2 separate regions of the Mus musculus genome follow, and region 2 is linked to region 1. The links are chromatin loops, found by intact Hi-C in ENCODE. Cell type or tissue: gastrocnemius. All regions are shown on one strand. Links, peaks and the distances in the headings refer to the core of each region. The heading gives the core; the rest is flanking DNA. Region 1 holds the start of Usp13 (ubiquitin specific peptidase 13 (isopeptidase T-3)). Region 2 overlaps Usp13 (ubiquitin specific peptidase 13 (isopeptidase T-3)).

Region 1 (9,392 bases), core at 634-8,633:
GTCCATTTATCAAAACAACATTAGTAGGGTCCCTGTTGGGCCTATGACTTCTGGAATGCATGTGCTTTTGACTATATTTACAGTATCAGCTATGAACTCTCTCCTGTGGAGCAGGCCTCAAGTTTGATTGCAAAGTGAATGCTTTCCCCCACAATATTCAGGCCACATTTGTACCAGTGACCATGTCTTGCCTATTAGGTTGTCATGGTGACATTCACTATTCACTGATGGCCAAGATCATTGAAGTCTTTTCCACTTTAGGGGCCTGTATAGCACCTTCTAGCACTATGAACGCTAGCTAGTGGGGAGGACTCTTCCAGGTCACTTTCAGCTGGATTTTTCTACGTTCTGAAGCCAAGGGTGTTGTATCATTGCAATAAAGTACAATGATCTAGTTATGGTGGACAATCAACAGCAATCATAGCTAGCTCTTTTTTTTCCCTATACTAAAGCCGGGGCTTTGAACTCAGGTCTTAATATCTGTATTTGAAGGTTCTTACCCACTGCGTTATCTCCTCAGCTCTTGCTTGGGTAATCTATGTATATATGTTTGTAGAATAGCCTCAAGAAGAAAACACTATAATTTTCTTTTATCGGTATAAATTGTTTTGCAGTTAATCAACAGCACTTATCATGGAAGTTTCTCATAGAACTGAAGATCTTATGGTCCACTCTCCCCAGGTCTCACAATAAGTGGCTCTTTGAGATCCCTCACATTACAGGCAAGCCTTTGAGGTCAAGAGCTATTCCATTAATTGACATTATTATGATATCTTTTTACTCTGTAGATTTCCTCTCTTGGCATTAGTCATTATAACTAATATTCGTATCACACTTGATATAACCTCTGTCAGTTCTTGAAATAACATTTGTGCAGCAAAGTATTTTATTAAAAAATGAACAAAGCTGACTGCAGAGAGCATTTGTTACAATGTCACTAAGGTGAATCAATCACTTGTCAGGTACTTATGAATGTCCCAAATAAAACCATTCTGTGCAGTCAACATTGTCCAAATACAGAGCTCACAGATTTAGACATGCAGCCTAGGCTAACCTGAGCAACAGCACAAGACACAGCATAATGGAGTTTCTGATGGCAGGCAACAAGGCTTGTGATTTTTGTAGTCATTTATTGTTGTATGCTCAGGATCAAATACAGAGCTCCGCATATACTAAGCAAGTATCCTCCACCACCGAGATTTATTATTTTAAATTATATGCATGTTCATGCATGCTCACACACTTGCGTGTGTGCACGATGCCCATAGAGGTCAGAAGTGCTGAACCCCTCTGGAGCTAGAGTTACAGGTAGTTGTTTACCTGGGGTGGATGCTGGGAAATGATCTTGGGTCTCCCAACAAGAACAGTATACTCTCTTCACTGCTGAGCCTGCTATAATTTATAACAATGGATCTCTGAGGGTTGTTGGTGCTGTTAGAAAGGACTTCATGAAACAAGTATGTTTTGAAACGACTGAGATGATAGATATGAGGTGGGAGAGTTTTGAAGCAAGGCTGGAACCCATTCATCTCTCCTTAGGGAATGGTCCCGTGTTGTCTTCAAAAGTACTGTGGTGAGGTGGAGTCTGAAGGACAGAGGAGGGCCCTAGAGTGCTGCCTGCTTATCTGGGCTCTGCAAGAAAATGAGAGAAACGTGGCAGAAGCAGAATGGCCTGATGTGGCCAAAGTCAGTCTGAAATGTGGAGACATTGGGTCTGTTAGAAGTTAAGTGTCTATTCGTCATCACTCCTTCAATCTGCACATTAAGATCTATGTGCAGAAACTGGCCTAAAAATAGAGTCCTGTATGAGTTCATATCTAGAATTTGAAAAACTAAGTTTAAAGTTTGCAGTAATTGAGCCAGAGTTTCCTCTAATGTCTTTCTTTCCTTCCTTCCTTCCTTCCTTCCTTCCTTCCTTCCTTCCTTCCTTCCTTCCTTCCTTCCTTCCTTCCTTCCTCCCTCCCTCCCTCCCTCCCTCCCTCCCTCCCTCCCTTCCTTCCTTTGAATATGCTCAGTGTGTTGCACAGGCTGGTCATGAGTTCCTGGACCCAGACAACCTCGCCACTCAGATTCCCAAGTAGATGGGACAATCTGCATGTATCACTGTGTCCAACCTTGAAATGTCTTGATAAAGACATTTTCTTAATTCAGTGAAGTTTCTTTTACTCAGATTTTTGTTTTGATAATGTTTATATTGTGCAACACATGCAACCTTGTTGGAGACACATTGAAAACAAATCTTATGACCAGCTCCCAAACAGAACCATTTAAATTTTATGTTTTTCTAGTTACATCACAAATGCATGTTTATTTATTTGACTTTCAATGGTATTGCATAAGCATTGCATGTTAACCGAGATGTTATAAAAATATTGAGGCAAAATTCATAATAATTATCTTCAGATTTGCATCTTTGAGTAGATAGATATACATAGTTTGATTATCTCTCTACATTCAGTTGATGTCCACTTCTCCCTGTTGTGATAAGAGATGTCATCTGGCATGTCACTGGCATTCTGCTATGCAGATAGGTTTTCCATGTATCTGTATCGACACATGATATTTATGTATATGTAAATGTATGTGTGTTTATATCTTTGCACTCTTGGTGCACACCCATTAGCTCTCTGGAAGGCCATAGGTGGGACCTGAAGTCATTGCAGACCCCAGACTAGTTGTCCTTGCTTCAGTAAGCCTCTTTGACTCTGGTGTGTTCTACAAATATCTCTTCCGGTCATTTGTTTTGTTTTGAGATGGATTCTCTTTGGAGCTCAGAGTGGCTTGGAATTCACTGTGTAGCTAATGCTGGCCTTGAATTTATGGTATCTTCAACCTCTAACTGCTGGGATTCCAGGTGTGCAATACTACTGGTTCACAGTCCATCACTTTAGTCTGTGTTGTTCTATGAGAAGGGTTGGTATGCAATGCAGTAACCTAGCAATAGCCTTCAACTTCTGTACTGACTATTGAACCTGAGATGTTTTTATAACGGAATTAGTTAATTCTTGTTATGTGTGTGTGTGTTGCTACTTTGTGTATGTAGCAGTCAGAAGACAACTTTACAGAGTTGATTCTGTTTCTACCTTTATGTGGGTTCGGGGCACTGAACTTGGGTCATTAGGCTTAAGCAGCATGCACCTTTACCGCTGAGCAATCAATCTCACTGTACCCAATAAATAGATTGAAATAGGGTATCGGGCTCAAGGCTATAATCTCAGCTACTGGGAACACCGAGGCAGGTGCGTGGCAAGTTCAAGGCCAGTCTGGACAACACAGTTTTAAAAGGTGTGGGGACATAGCTCAGAGGCAGAGTATTTGAATTATTGTTTCCCCAATAGTAGCAAGCTCTCGGTTTCAATCAGACAAGCAAAGGGAAACAAAACTATTGGAACCACATAGAAAAGTAAAGGATGGTAAGGAGTCCCCTTGACTTCATGCTTTCTGTTTCTCTCAACAATCTTGACAATTATATAGCTTGCACATTTTCTAAGAGACATATGGGGGCCAAAAGGCATGCACACAAGTGTGTATAGGACCCTCTCAAGGACTGGAAGGAAGGCCCACCAGGACACAGTAGCTGGCCAACCTCACGCACATTCCTGGCTTTCACGCACAGAATTACTTTCTGTTTCCATCTAGTAATGTGGCTGATGACAGTGCAGAGTGACCTCATTGCTTTTAGAGGTGCTCTACAGTAACTGCTTCCCAGTGAGGGATCTTTTCTTAGCTCCCAGTGTCCTGTTATATACCATGCTCCAACAAGTAGCCTACCAAGATGGAATTTAAATGTGGTGTAAGTATCACCCAGGATACCCCTTGGAAAACAATATATACATATAAAATTAAGATCAGTGTTACTAAATTTCCTTCCAGAATGCACAGGCCTGAAATCCAGCAGTGGGGAACCAAATGGGGGTGATGGGTTGGACTGGGGCAGGGGGATCACCAGGAGTCAACATCAACTTGGGATTCAAAGTGACAAAAATAAAAGTAAACACCCTTTCAGAGATGTGCAGTTTTTGTTCCCACCAACAATGTGTTTGAGGGTGTTTCTCAAGCCTGGACTAATTTGATAGATCTTTTATCAGCTGCCAGATGAGAAACAAATCTCACCGATTTGACTTTTTGTTTAATTCGAGATTGGATATTAAGCTTTCAACATTTTAAATCAACTTTCTTTCTGTAGCCAGTTTGTGAACAGGCAGAGATCCTACTAGATAGGGAGGAAGCCAAGTGTAATGTGTGTAATTCTTTGCTCTGAAGCAATGTGAGGCAGAGACATTTAGTGACATCACCAGCGACTTTCAGGATAGTCTTATCTGGAGAGACTTACAGAATGCTTTGGATCTGCACCTTCTCGCTGTCACGAAGAGCTATGCCCTGGTAGTAGGATACACATAGTTAGGGAACCTCAGTGGAATAGCCGATGTAGGATGGGTGGGTATTTACTTATTTATTTTAAAGACAGCATCTCATGTAGCTAAGCCAAGGCTAATTTTGAGCTCCTGTACCTGTTTCCACCTCCTCATTCCATGGGTTATTTATTTATTTACTTTTTTTTTTTTAAGAAGATGATAGACATGAGAGTATACGTCACGAACACGCTCTATTTGCATATTATTAAGCCCCCCCCCCCATTATTTTATTTTGAAGAATCCACAAGCAAGGGCAGAACATGAATCCTCAAATCAGGCTACCGAATGTTCGAGAAGGGCCTTGAGTCATAGGACGGCATTGTAAAGATGGAGAAAAATAGACATCCTTATCTGGTTGTGTGGGGGAGGGGGTAGAATTCCTACAGTCTACCCTTGCAACATATAGGGAAACATACCTCTTCCTTCTCCAGGCCTCGATGGAGTCTAGTATCTTTTACAGAGCTTTGCATGTTTAAAAAAAGTGAGAAGTAAGAATCTAAGAGAAGGCGACTCCTGAGTCCCACCCACCCCTTTCCGATCTATGGGGAGGTCGCGCTGTGCACCGCTTTTTTGTGCGGGCTTCCCAGGACCTGATCCTGGGCAGTTGGGGATTACATCCCCGAGGGGCCATGGCGGGTCGGGAGGCGTGCGTGGGGACCCGGGGCCTCCCTGGTTCCCACTCCTGCGTCCCCGCCCTCGCGGCATCCCCCTCCCCGGCGCTGCGGCTGGCGCGCGCCCCGCCTGACGCTGCAGCTGGGCCGGCGACTCGCCATTGGATTAAAAATAGCAGCTCCCGCCCGCCGGCCGGCCGGGGCAGAGGCCGAGCCTCCCGAGCCTAAACTGATCCTCAGCCCGCGCGACCGCCGCGTCCAGGTCCTGTTCTCCCGCTGCGCCGCGCTCCTCCCCAGGCCCGCTGCGCTCCGCGGTCATGCAGCGCCGGGGCGCCCTGTTCAGCGTGCCGGGCGGCGGCGGGAAGATGGCTGCAGGGGACCTGGGCGAGCTGCTGGTGCCTCATATGCCCACGATCCGCGTGCCCAGGTCGGGGGACCGCGTCTACAAGAACGAGTGCGCCTTCTCCTACGACTCCCCGGTAAGGAAGATCCACGGCGCAGTTGCGCAGCCAGCCTGGGAAACGGGGTGGCGCACAGGGCAGGGGACCCGATGAGCTGCGGGCCCGGGACTTTTTCCTCCTCCTGCTGCCTCTCCTCCAGCTTTGGCTCCCTGGCACCAAGTGAGCGCCTCCAGGCTGCTGCGGACGAAGACTGGGTTCCCTGGGCCCTTCGCTCCGCTAGCCTGTGGCTAGGATGCCAGGGCCCCAGTCGTCAGTATTCTGCCCAAAGCCCCAGTATCGAGAAAGGCAAGCAAGAGTTAGTCCAGGGTTCTGAGCTGTTCTCGCGGGCGACAGAGGGTGGGGACGTGGTAGGTGAGAGTCCCCTAGCCCGCGGCACGCTCAGTCTCTCTCTCTCTCTCTCTCTCTCTCTCTCTCTCTCTCTCTCTCTCTCTCTCTCTCCTTTCTCTCCCTCTCCTAGAAGCCTTTTTTTTTTTTTTTTTTTTTTTTTTTTGCCCAGGGTTTCCCACTGCGGGACAATGCTGATGGACTCTGAGCTCGCCTCTCTCTCCATTTCCCATCCCATTCCTTTCTGGCTATTGTCAGGTCCGGTGGTCCCATTAGGGCAGCAGAAATAAGGGGTCTGCCGCTGGCTTATTATGGCTCCCTAAAGCCTTACTCAAATCTTTCCCTTCTAAGTGAGTCACTGGGCTGACGTGCGCTATGTGAATTATTAAAAGTTCACTCCTGATTCGTGACCCCGCAGGAGGAGGGGAAGTTAAGAGACATCCTGGCCTTCCACCAGGGAGGCTGGGGGAGGTTTCCAACCCGGTGGGTTGTGAGGTTGTGGAAGCTTGCGAGGCAGAGGCAGGGTGAAATGCCCCCTACAGTAGTCAAAATGGGCTTCAAAGTGACTCAGCTGTCTGGCGGCTATCTGCCTTTTTGAGGACCAGGTTATTTTTATCCTTCCACTTTGGATCTCATATGTCACCCAGCAGATCTTGGGGCATCGTGAGGTGCATGGGTTGGAGGGAGAGACAGGTTTCACAGAGGTTGTACAACATATATAGTTATTAGGGGCTTCGACCCTAAAAGAGAGGCAAAACCTCAGAAGTTTCTTTTCTTTTGTTTCTTTTTCCTTTTCTTGTCTGGGGTTGGTTGGCTTGGGATGGTTAGTGAAGCTTGTTTTGTTTGGTATTTCATTGTGGTTCTGGCGTTATCCTCTTCTCTGGGATTGTTTAGTTTTTCTCTTATGCTATTCCGGTTGATCTGGGGATCAAACCTAACTAATTTGTTAATTATTTATTTTTCATATCTTTAAAAAAGACCCGGGTAGAGTGGAATGAAAGATTACATTTAACAGTTGGCACGCTTTGAACACATTACTCCCGGTGACTGTCAGCACGCCATTGCATCCCATCCCCTACAACACTCTTGGAAAGACCGTTTTCAGGTTGTGTGGACCCTGTTGGGTAGGCTACATGAACCCCCTCCCCCAGGGTGGGGCATGGCTAGTGTCTTAAGCTGTGGACAGACTACAGACACTGGAAGGTGGCTTAACTCCTCAGGACACATGTACTGGCTAGTTTTGTGTCAACTTGACACAGGCTGGAGTTATCATAAGAAAAGGAGCTCCAGTTGAGGAAATGCCTCCATGAGTTCAACTGTAAGGCATTTTCTCAATTAGTGATCAAGGGGGAGAGGCCCCTCGTGGGTGGAACCATCTCTGGGCTGGTAGTCTTGGATTCTATAAGAGAGCAAGATAAGCAAGCAGGGGAAGCAAGCCAGTAAGGAACATCCCTCCATGTCCTCTGCATCAGCTCCTGCTTTCTGACCTGCTTGAGTTCCAGTCCTGACTTCCTTTGGTGATGAACAGCAGTATGGAAGTGTAAGCCGAATAAACCCTTTCCTCCCCAACTTGCTTCTTGGTCATGATGTTTGTGCAGGAATAGAAACCCTGACTAAGACAACACATAAAATGGCTTTCTCTATGGTGAACTGGTTGCTTCTCAAGCTTTGCTGGTAGACTGGTACTGGAGAGCAGGGGTGAGGACAAGTCGCTTGTTGAAACCGGTTTCCACAGATAGGCTCTGGGTCTCCATGTGCCAGTCAGTGCTCTAGAGGCTTCTTGTCCATGTACGTGATGAGTTCATGCGTGTTGCCATGTTCCTTGGGGGAGACTGGTTCTGCTTACAGGCTATGAATCATCCTATTTCATTATCTGTATTTCCGGGAAGATGACGAGGGTTTATAACCGATCATTTAAAGCATGGTGCCTGATAATGAGAAGTTTTTTCTTGGGGGACTTCAGCAGTTCACTGAGGATCCAGTGTTTTTTTTTTTTTTTTTTTTTTTTTTTTTTTTTTTGAGCACCTAACTTAGTGCCAGCTCACACATGTGAGAAACACAGTTGGATGGTGTCAAACAGAGCAAAGACTTTTGTTCATATGTGTTGTGGGGCTTTGTGGGGAAGGTCAAAAACAGTTACATTGGGGTGGGGGTGAGGGTAGACATCCTCCTTTCCGATTGTTTTGAAAAGGCTCATAGCTAAAGGTGATAGAAGATATTAGAATGGGTGGATATTCTAAGGGAGAGGAGTTATATGGTCCAATACGCAAAGCACAAATATCTCCTTCTTGTGTGCCTATAATGTATTGCAAAACAAAAAGGCCGATTTGGCAGAGTGTGGTAGTTTTCTAGCTGCTAACATAAAATCCCTACAGGAACAGCCACCAAGAGACAAAATTTAAGTTGGCACGTACAGTGCAGTCCATGTTAGAGGGGAGGGAATGGTGGAACAGTTAGTAGTGTGCGGCCACTTAAGGAAGCAGAAGGCTCAGGTCAACATGAGAAGCAGATATAGCCCCCAGTGACCCATTTCTGCTAGGCAGACTACACCAAAGGTTCTGTTACCCCACCTTTTAACAGTACTACCACCTGGGGCACAGCACAGGGTGGGGTGGGCAACAGGGATGGACTCAAATCATAGCAGCAAATAAGATGCAACTTCAGAACCAAGAAAGGAGTAGAAAGAGGATCTTGAATTCCGAAAAAGTACTTGAATATATAAATATATATATAAATCAATTATACATATATATGTACACACACATATATGCAATTTTTTTGTCTTGCTGGTGTCAGATGTCCCCATACACTTGAGCAGAGACCCCCCACAGTAGTAGGAGCTGGGATTTAACATGTTAACCTCATACCCTAACATTGAACCTGATCTTGGTGTAGGTCCTTATACATGTTAGACAAGTACTCTGCCAGTAAGCTATATCCCCATATATCTTTTTATGTCCTCTATATCTTTTTATAATTTAAAATAGGCTCTCACTGAGTTGCCAAGACAACTTACTTGAAATTATTCTGAACTCTGGACTGACCTTGAACTTGAGATATTTGTACCTTAGTCTCCTAAATAGCTGGATCACAGGTCTATGCCATCAGCCCAGGCTTAGCAATCTATTTTATTTTTAAATGAAATTATTTAATTGATTAACATGTGTGTGTGTGTGTGTGTGTGTGTGTGTGTGAGAGAGAGAGAGAGGGAGAGAGAGAGAGAGAGCGCTGGACCCACATGAGTCATGGCTTATTGTTGAGCTAAGAAGACAACTTGCAAACAGAAAAGGAATCTTTCCTCCTTGTCCATGGTGACACTTGACCACGAGTAAGAAATAATAATCCCTCCTGTCCAGTTGTCCCCTCGGCAGTTTGAATCCAGTGTTGGAAAGTAGCTATTGCAAAGCAAGGTTGGAGGAAGGCAGTCCACGCCTTTGTATTGTGGAGGCTCCAGGCCGTAGGCAAGTTCGAGCTCTGCAGGCTGTAGTAAGCTGGACAGGGTTAGACTCATCTCAGTACTTCCCAGGTCCTTCCTCTCCTCAAGTGTCTAGGACAGAACAGATGATAAAGGCAAGTTTGTT
Region 2 (9,392 bases), core at 945-8,944, 70 kb after region 1:
GAAATATATTGTTATTTTTTTCACAGAGACTTTTCAACTTTCCAGTAAAGAATAAGCTATGTTATGTTTAGGCGTGTGCGTGTGCATGCATGTGTGTGTGTATGTGATTCAAGAGTAAACTCAAGGGTCTGGTATTTGGCCTGAGGGAACACACAAAGACAGACATTCTGTAGATAAGCATAAGAATATAGTTATCAATGTGGTCTATCCCATGAAGGGAAAGCGAAGAAGGTAGTCAGAGGGAACAGATATAGATTAGTGGAAGGGATGGAAGAGAGGGACAGAGAGTGTGAAATTCTAAGAAACTTGTGCTCTTTCAAATTTCAACATTTTTAGTGCTTTGTTATCTAGGATTTTTGTTTTTGTTTTTTTTACATTGTGAAGGTTGACAAATAATTAACTTTGTATATTTTTCTTTAATGAACATGTAACTTATGCTTGTGTTTCACATGTAAGACTTAAACCTCCCTCTATTCCTGGTCAATTGACCCCACTGCTTTGGGCCTTTGATGTGATAGTGTCTTAGTTAGGGTTTCTATTGCTGTGATAAAGCACCATAACCAAACCACCTACCCACCCACCCACCCACCCACCCAACCAACCCCCCACCCACCCACTCACCCACCCACCCAATCAACCACCCACCCAAACACCCACCCACCCACCCACCTACCCACCTACCCACCCACCCACCTACCCACCTACCCACCCACCCACCTACCCACCCACCCACCTACCCACCCACCCACCCAATCAACCATCCACCCACCCACCCACACTCACCCACCCACCCACCCAACCACCCACCCACTCACCCACCCACCCAACCAACCAACCAATCAACCACCCACCCACCCACCCAATCAACCAGCCACCCACCCACCTACCCACCCAACCAAAAAACCTAGCAAATTGGGGAGGAAAGGGTTTATCCGGCTTCCACTTCTAGAGCATAGTCCATCACTGGAGAAAGCCAGGACAGGAACTAAAGCAAGACTTGAACCCGGAGGTAGGAACTATTGCAGAGGCAATGTAGGGGTGCTACTAATGGCTTGCTTCACATGGCTTGTTCGGCTTGCTTCTTATAAACCCCAGAAACACCAGCCCAGGGATAGCACCACCCATAATAGGCTGGGCCCTTCTCCATGATCACTAATTGAGAAAATGCCCTACAGTGCATCTTATGGAGACATTTCTTCAATGGAGGTTCCTTCCTCTTTGATGACTTTTGCTTGTGTCAAGTTGACACACAGAACCAACCAGTACACATAGTACACGGTAGCAATAATGTGTGGTGGATAAGAGTCATTCATGGATGCTTTGTGCAGTGTGAAGAACTCCCACTGAATCTTGAAGGCACGTCCCCAGTGACTTTGTCTTCACACGAGGCCCTACTTTCCAATAATGCCACAGGTTGGGGAACCAGCCTTAAACAACATGTGGCCTTCAGAGACAGGCATCCAAGTTTGGTAGTACATTTCCTGTTTGGCTATTGGTAATCATTTGATGAAATTGGTGATGAGACACTTCAGTGTGGAAGCATAATTCTTATCTCCAAGGAAATACAGATTGTTTACTCTTGGGTCAAATGTGTGACTATGTCCAAAAAACATGTATTCAGGTTGCCCCAAAAGACAAGCTCACTGTGAATTGGTCATATGAGAATTTATTAGTTAGAGAACAAAGAAAGTAATAAATCCAAAGTGTTGTTGAGGACTACAGGTACACAGGTCACAGCAAAGAGGGGACATCTCTGTTATAGATACTATCTGATGACATTTTAGCTTTGGGATTCGTGGAAGCTAACAGTCTACTAAGAATACATTGTAAAGACCTTAATAGTTCCAGGCTGTTAGGTTAGATGTATTACAAGAATGGTCAACGAATGTCTTTCAAAGGAACTAAAAATAGCCCAAGATAATTTAGCTCTGGTCTGTTACGTTTTAACTCTCCATAATCTTTTAAGTTCAGTCATTTGCTTGTAGAATATGTAACTCAGGTACAGCTTTTCTTTTTCCTGGGACCTTAAGTTCACAGATGATATGAGTCTGTTCATTTGGTAGCTGTGTACCAAGCATGTCAGACACTATTCTGTTACTTGTAGATACTGTCTACATGGAGTCTCTGTCTTCGCATTTTAGTATGGGCTTTTCAGTCACAGATAATCATGCAGAATTATATAAGAGTAATTCCAGCTAGCAATGGAGGTTAAGAAGTTGAGCCATCAGCAGGGAACTGGGAGGGTGATGGTGAGTTGCCCAGTCTGGGGAGGAGGCGTCCAACAGACCTGAGAAAGTTACCAAGCATCTGGAAAAGAGACAGTGGTGGCCTGGTCTTGAAGCAGGGGTGAGGATGATGAGTAGCTAGAGCATCCTGGACAGGGTAGAGAGCTTACAAATGAGATCAGAGAAGTGGGCAAGGAGACCAGAGGTCAGCCTGGGCTGTAGAGTGACAACACCCTGTCTCAAGTCACAAGAAAACAACACCAAGAAGTAGAGAGAGTGAAGAGGCAGTGAACTGTGGGAGTGGAGGGATGACATGTTAATATCAGATGTCAGAGTTAAGGCTAGTACTGTTTGGTTAAGATTGTGGTCTGCTGGGAGAAAGGGTAGCCAAACTGCGACAGCCTGCAAAGTTTCAGAACTCAGCTTTGAAGCCAGGCTAGGTATGAGTGTGTGTGTGTGTGTGTGTGTGTGTGTGTGTGTGTGTGTGTGTGTGTGTAGTGGCATCTTGGGCTCCAGCACTTACTCATGGGTACCTTGGATGCTACCTAGGAAAATGGCACCTCAGTTCTTATTTCTCTCATAGGGTAATGACAATGTTAACCCCTTGGTCATAGGGATGTAATGAAAAATTCCTCAGCCACACAGGAAGCCTTACCTCAAGAAAGGTAGTTAGGGTAGATGTCATTGCTGATACCTTCATTTTGAAATGATTGACATGATTCCCATCACTAAAGGAAAATGTTATGTAAATACTTGCTAAGATAATATAGCAGATCTCTATTCAAGACGGACCATCCTGAGGGCTTGGCCATGACTCCAACGAGGACAAGTAGAGATTTTTAACCAAGAACATGGTCAGGCTTAGGGAAGGAACATCATTGTGAGGAAACATCGTTCTGAACAAATTCCAGTGAGATTATTATTGATGTTAGGCCATAATGGTCTGTTACTGAGGATGGGGACTTTCAATAGAGTGATAGAGTGGAATTCACATGCAAGAAAAAGACTCTATGAAGACAGAGAAGGAAGTCTGCAACTGAGTTAGGGAGAGTTTAGGATATGCCCATCACTTTGGCTAAAGAAGAAGGCTGTCAATAACCTTACCTGTTTTGCATGGGGCAGGCTCTTACAGTATAGTACAAGAAGGCTGGCTTTGAACTTGCAACCTTCTTGCCTTAGCCTCCCCATTTGCTGGATGCCATATGTCTTTGAAGCAGTGATTGTGGCAACATGGTTTCTGATATGTCCGGGTGATGTGGGGGACTGTTGGCAGAATGCGAAATGTTAAGCTTGTGTCTCAGGTGAGGAGATTGGCACATCTGAAGGGTGCTACTCTAAGGATGGTGAAACCCATTGATGGAAGCTTCCTGATTTGGGGATAGCTCGAGAGTCTGCTCTGAGGGAGGAACTCAAGAAAGCCTTTCCTCAGCTGGATGGCTGTAGAGTGACCACTTGCGTCTGTTGTCCCATTTCTATGTGGTGACTATGCTGTTGTCTCCTAGGTATGTAGGAAACCTCCCAAGGATATTTGACTACTCACCGTTAGATCCAACGCAGGACTTCAACACACAAATGTAAGTGCCCAGTGCTGTGTTTTAAGTTTCTGGTGGGGTGTTTGCATTGGTTACTGCTGAGTTGAAGGCAATTCTTTTTTCTTCTTTATTTTCTGTATTTTTAAGTGTTCTAGAATGGGTGTGTGTTACCTTTATAAGAAGAGATTAATAAAGTTATAAAGTACTGAGGAAACTTTGACAGTGGAGTCAGAATACCAAGCTGTTTGTGAGGAATCCGGATAGAGAGCAGCCCCGCTACAAGAACTCATGGGTCATCTTCACATCTCTTTGGGAAACAGCAGTGGCCTCTTTATTGTTTGTCTCTCTCCTGGCTAGGACTAAGTTGGGACATGGCCTCCTCTCTGGCCAGTACTCGAAGCCTCCAGTGAAATCTGAGCTCATTGAACAGGTGATGAAGGAGGAGCACAAGGTACGTGTCCCCGAATGCCAACTTGACTTTGGTTAGTGATATGGGATTCCACGGGTTGGCAAAGGGGCTGTTGTAAATTCAGTGAGCTGTCAGGATACCCGTGAGCTTATACTTACTGAAGGTAGCATACCCACAACATTCTAAAGTAATGAATGGTCTATCCAAGTGTGGTTTGGTGAACCAATGCGTTTCTTGGAGAGTACTTAGAGGGTATCAGAGTTCCCACTGTCTTGGGTCGCACAGGGGCCATATGTGTGCCCTCATTTGTGATTTTCTTAGGCAGAGCTGGAACTGGAAGCACGAAGCTTAAAAACTATCCCCTTCCTCCCATCCAGTCAGGGCCCATTTTTTATTTTATTTTATTTTTTTAATTTAATTTTATTTTTTGCCAAGATAGAGTTTCTCCATGTAGCCCTGCCTATCCTGGAACTCAGTCTGTAGACCAGGATGGTCTCAGACTCGAGTAGATTTGCCTGCCTCTGCCTCCCAAGTGCTGGGAGTAAAGCTATGCACCACCACTGCCCAGTTTGTGGGTTTTTTTTTTAAATCTTAAGTTCCAGATGTTTTTGCTAGGTCCCCTATCTCCCTCCTTTCTTCTCTCCATCTCTTCCTTTCCACTCCTTCCCCACTCCCTTTTCTTCCTTCTAGAAAGACTCTCCCCATGTAGGTCAGTGCAGTATAACTTTTCCTGCAGAGATACGAACAGCATATACTTACTGAAGGTAGCATACCCACAACATTCTAAAGTAATGAATGGTCTATCCAAGTGTGGTTTGGTGAACCAATGCGTTTCTTGGAGAGTACTTAGAGGAATCAGGATGAGAGAAGTATGGATGCCACAAAGCCAGCCCACCCCAGCAAAGGCAATGACTTGGGCAAGCAGCATCCCTATAGCTAGCTCTCCAATTTGCTGAGAGTTCTATTGAAGAGCTTCCTCTCCCTCAGACTTGCTCATTGCTTATAGAACAGTTTTCTAAGTGTTGAACCTTCCTGAGTCTTGTTAGTTTCTTGAGTTTCCTGACGTTTATCGGCCAACCTTGATGAACTCTTGATGCTCCTTTTCAGCTTCTAGAGTGCTTGCTACAGATTCTCTTTTGTTAAACCACAGCACATGGCTTTCTCAGCCCCTCCCCAGAGCTGAGGATTAGCAATTTCTGTTAACTTCTTGCTGTTGGAAAGTTAAGAGTGCTTTCCCAGCATGCTTAATCAGGGAAAGGTAGTTAGCTATTTGCTAATTGATACACGAATTGAAAGTTGAGCTTGATGGATCTCCATGTGCACCCTGGGCTGCTATTTACTCTCTGGACTTCTCTGTTACACAGCTCCAGAGGGGACTGCTTACAGCCTGCTCTTTTTTTGATTGGTGTCCTATGGCAATGTGCAGTGCATGGTCTGGTCTGTGTAGCTGGATCCAGCATGCCTTGTGTTTATGGCCACAGACATCCTGAGTGAAATCCAGACCTATCTCTCCACCCACTGTTATCTCTTCAGAATACCTGTGTTCACCTGTTCACTTAGGGCTCAGGCCTGTCCCATGCTGGGTCTGGAGTTTGAGAGCTCTGTGCTCCCCAGTTAGGTCAGCTGTCCTGAACTACTAGGGTAATTTAGAGCAGAAGTGAGACGAGAGCTCGTGCTTGGTCATATGGAGCCAGCTGCTGGTGGGAGGGGGAAAAAGAGCGAAAGAGGATGCAGGGAGTGTATCCACATAGGTATCTGGATGGGGAAAGGAAGAAGGTTAGGAAGAGGGGAGGGAGGGAAACAGATGCTTTGCTTAAAGAACCCAGGAGAGTCAAGGGGTGGATAGGGAGAACACACCTTCTCAGAGCATCTTGTTACCCAGCATTGCAGCAGAAAGCCTATAAATCCACCAGACCATGAGGAGGCCTTCACTGCGGACACAGTGGAAAGTGTGTTTGGATAGGGGTGGATCATCCAGGCTTCTTTCTCTAGCTTCTATGAAAGTTTGAGGGAAAGATGATTGGTTTTTTTAAAATGTGTTTTGATATCATTACTCTGGGACATTGTACAGGCTGTGCTGGGCCTTCCGTAGTTGTCGTAGGGGCAGCCTCTGCCTTGTCTGGTAGAGACAAGGAGTCTAGTCCTGAAGGGCTGTGTGACTGAATACAGCTCATGGAGCCACAACCTTCAGATGGCTGCAGGTGTGTGTGTTGTGGGGAGAAGGGGCACTTTCAAGAGTTTGCTCTCTAATGATGGTAAATCTGTATGTATTTTATGACCATTTTTGTGCTTTTAGAATCTCCTTATTTGAGGAAGTGTAAACTCTTCAGGTTAGCAGTGTCTGGATATAAAACTGCATTTGGCTATTATCATGATGTCCTTGATAGGCAGGTGGGAACCTCTGCTCTGCTTGTCTAGGGTACGACTGCCTTACTCAGGCCGTATTTGGCTGATGAATATGTTTTCTTGGTTCCGACATAATATCCAAGTCCTCGTCCCTCCGTGGCAGCTGGAGCCCACTGGCAGACCTCCTGTACATGGAAGGGCATGATTCCCAGCTGACTCCAATCCCTGTGACTTGTGATCTGTTTAATGTTCCTGGCATGTGGGTTTGTGACCTTTAGTCTAGATGACTTAGAAAACCCTTCCCTGCAGTGTAGAACCAGGACCCAGTGGCCTTGAGAAAGGATCCCAAAGGGCTTGGGATATTTAATTGGGAGAGTGCTGGTCTAACATGCTTGAAATCCTGAGTTCTATTCCCAGCCCTGTGTAGACTGAATGTGGTGTCACAGGGCTGTGATCCTACCACAGAGTGTCACATGTCCCATGGAACATCAGGGAATGGAGCCAATAACTGAGACAGACTGAAGTCACATACAACAGCCAAGTTTATTCAGAGCATCAGACAGTTTAGACTCTGAGGGTTAAGGGAAAAAAATCACATGAGTAAGGTTCTCACAAACTCAATCTCTATCAATTACAAGGACAAGATACACTTGGCAAAGATATGTTTTCCCACAGAGGTATATAAAGTATAGTTTAAACATCTAATTGGATAGCAATAATGAGTAATCTGACGTAAACTCGCACTTCCTGGGAGGAGCAGGAAAACACATTTCAAGAACAGTTCTGTGTTTTAAGGAAACCGAAGACATAAGGCTCTTGTCTTGTTTTCTTGGAGTTTTCTCACAAGCACTCATAAATTTCTTCACATGACTGCATTACTGGACTTTGTTTGTAAACAAAGGAGTTGGAGACAGGAAGATCAGAAATTCAAGGTACATAGATAGTAAGCTCAAGGCCAACCTGGGCTAAATGAGGTCCTACTCTAAACCAACCAACCAACCAACCAACCAACCAACCAACCAACCAACCAACAAACAAAGTTAAAAGGAAAAAAAAAAAAAACTCATGACCATGGCCCTCCCTGGCAGTGGAGAGCTCTTGTCTGTGGGGGGGGGGAATGGGAGCAGGTCTTTGGTTTCACATCTATACAGCTCCTGTGACATTCAGGGTAGAGGTTGAACTGAACGTGTGTGTGTGTGTGTGTGTGTGTGTGTGTGTGTGTGTGTGTGTGTGTGTATTTGTTTTGTTTTATTTTGCAGTCCTGGGCATGTCCTGGGTTTTAAGCAGTTTTTCAAATAGACCATAGCTCCAAGCAGACCTCTCTACTTTTATTGGCAGTGGAAAGGTGGAGGGAACTATTTTCTGTTGGTAGCTCATGTCACACCATGCCCGTTGAGAGCCAAGCTCTTCTTGCACGGAAACAGAAATCCATGCAGAAAGGTCTTGCAAAGGTGGAACACTGTGGACTTCGGAGTTGCCTCAGTCCATCTGGTGCCTGTGCAGCTGCTGTGGACAAGTGTGTGACCTTGCTCCAGCACTTGCTTGGATGGGCCATTTCAAGTATTCAAATCACCAGCCAGCTCAATAGCCTGGGCTTTTCACTTCTTACCTCTGCCTTTTGTCTTGTATCTTGGTTCATTTCTGATAGATATGTATCGTGATATCAAATCATCTGCTACAGACCAAGGGCAAGCCTAGCTTTCTAGTAGTATCTCAGTTAACTATTTCATCTATGAAAAAGATTCCCAATATTGTAGTTATGGTTTCTATTGGTGTGGTAAAACTCCAGGACGAAAAGCAACCTGGAGAGGAAAGGGTTTATTTTGTCCTACACTTCCAGTTTATAGTCCATCACTGAGTTAAATCAGGACAGGAACTTAAGCAGAGTAGGAGCCTGGAGGTAGGAACTGAAACAGGCCATGGAGGAATACTGCTGGTGGCTTGCTCCTCATGACTTGCTCAACCTGCTCTCTTATACGCCCTGGGACCGTTTACCCAGGGGTTGTACCATTCAAAATGGGTTCAGTCTTCCCTTATCAATCAATAATAACGAAAGTGCCTTGTCTACAGGATTGACTGTGGGCCGCTCTTATAGAGGCATTGTCTCAATTGTGCTGGACTCTTCTCAAATGTGTCTAAGTTTGTGTCACATTGACAAGGCCAACCAACAACCAATATTTGGACTCTTTCTTCCTTCCTTCCTTCCTTCCTTCCTTCCTTCCTTCCTTCCTTCCTTTCTTTCTTTCTTTCTTTCTTTCTTTCTTCCTTCCTTCCTTCCTTCCTTCCTTCCTTCCTTCCTTCCTCCCTCCCTCCCTCCCTCCCTCCCTTCCTTCCTTCCTTCCTTCTTTCCTTCCTTTATCTTTCTTTCTTTTTTTTTTTTTTTTTTTTTCCCGAGACAGGGTTTCTCTGTATAGCCCTGGCTGTCCTGGAACTCCTTTTGTAGACCAGGTTGGCCTTGAACTCAGAAATCTGCCTGCCTCTGCCTCCCAAGTGCTGGGATTAAAGGCATGTGCCACCACCGCCCAGTTAATGTTTGAATTTTTTAAGAGACAATTTTACTTTTGTTTGTGTGTGTGTGCGCGTGCGTGTGTGCGTGTGTGTGCAAGTGCTAGTGGAGGCTACAACTGGGATTTCGTGGTTGTGAGCAGTCCAGTATATGGGTGCTGGAAACTGAACCTGGGAAGAGCAATAAGCACTCTTTAACTGCTGAGTCGTCTCCCAGCCCAGTATTTGATCTTTGCTCTACCATGTCTTTAAATATTTGTTCTTGATATCTATCTATCTATCTATCTATCTATCTATCTATCTATCTATCTATCTATCTATCTATCTAAGCTGAGGACCAAACCCAGACTCTCCTGCATGATAGACGAGTGCTTT

The links. Hi-C counts contacts between places; a loop is a spot of excess contacts. Peaks named below come from ENCODE experiments on the same cell type or tissue, not always from the same donor. Only the 100,000 strongest peaks of a DNase experiment are listed, where the experiment ranks them.
Region 2: a loop joins it to region 1, with 4 times the contacts of the local background. A loop is called at or near these places in 2 of 42 quality-filtered maps.

Annotation. Positions count from the first base shown.
Region 1 is chr3:32,812,368-32,821,759 of GRCm38, forward strand. Usp13 (ubiquitin specific peptidase 13 (isopeptidase T-3)) reads left to right here and starts at 5,259. Exons shown (of 21, transcript NM_001013024.2): 1 at 5,259-5,505. The coding sequence starts at 5,344. In gastrocnemius, for the core only: a CTCF peak has its summit at 5,546; a DNase peak (open chromatin) is centred at 5,214; H3K4me3 peaks cover 4,000 bases; H3K27ac peaks cover 3,937 bases.
Region 2 is chr3:32,882,381-32,891,772 of GRCm38, forward strand. It overlaps Usp13 (ubiquitin specific peptidase 13 (isopeptidase T-3)), which reads left to right. Exons shown (of 21, transcript NM_001013024.2): 9 at 3,728-3,799; 10 at 4,115-4,208. Among named protein-coding and RNA genes, the nearest start is that of Usp13, 69 kb to the left of the region's middle. In gastrocnemius, for the core only: no CTCF peak of the experiment used is centred there; no DNase peak of the experiment used is centred there; H3K27ac peaks cover 6,832 bases.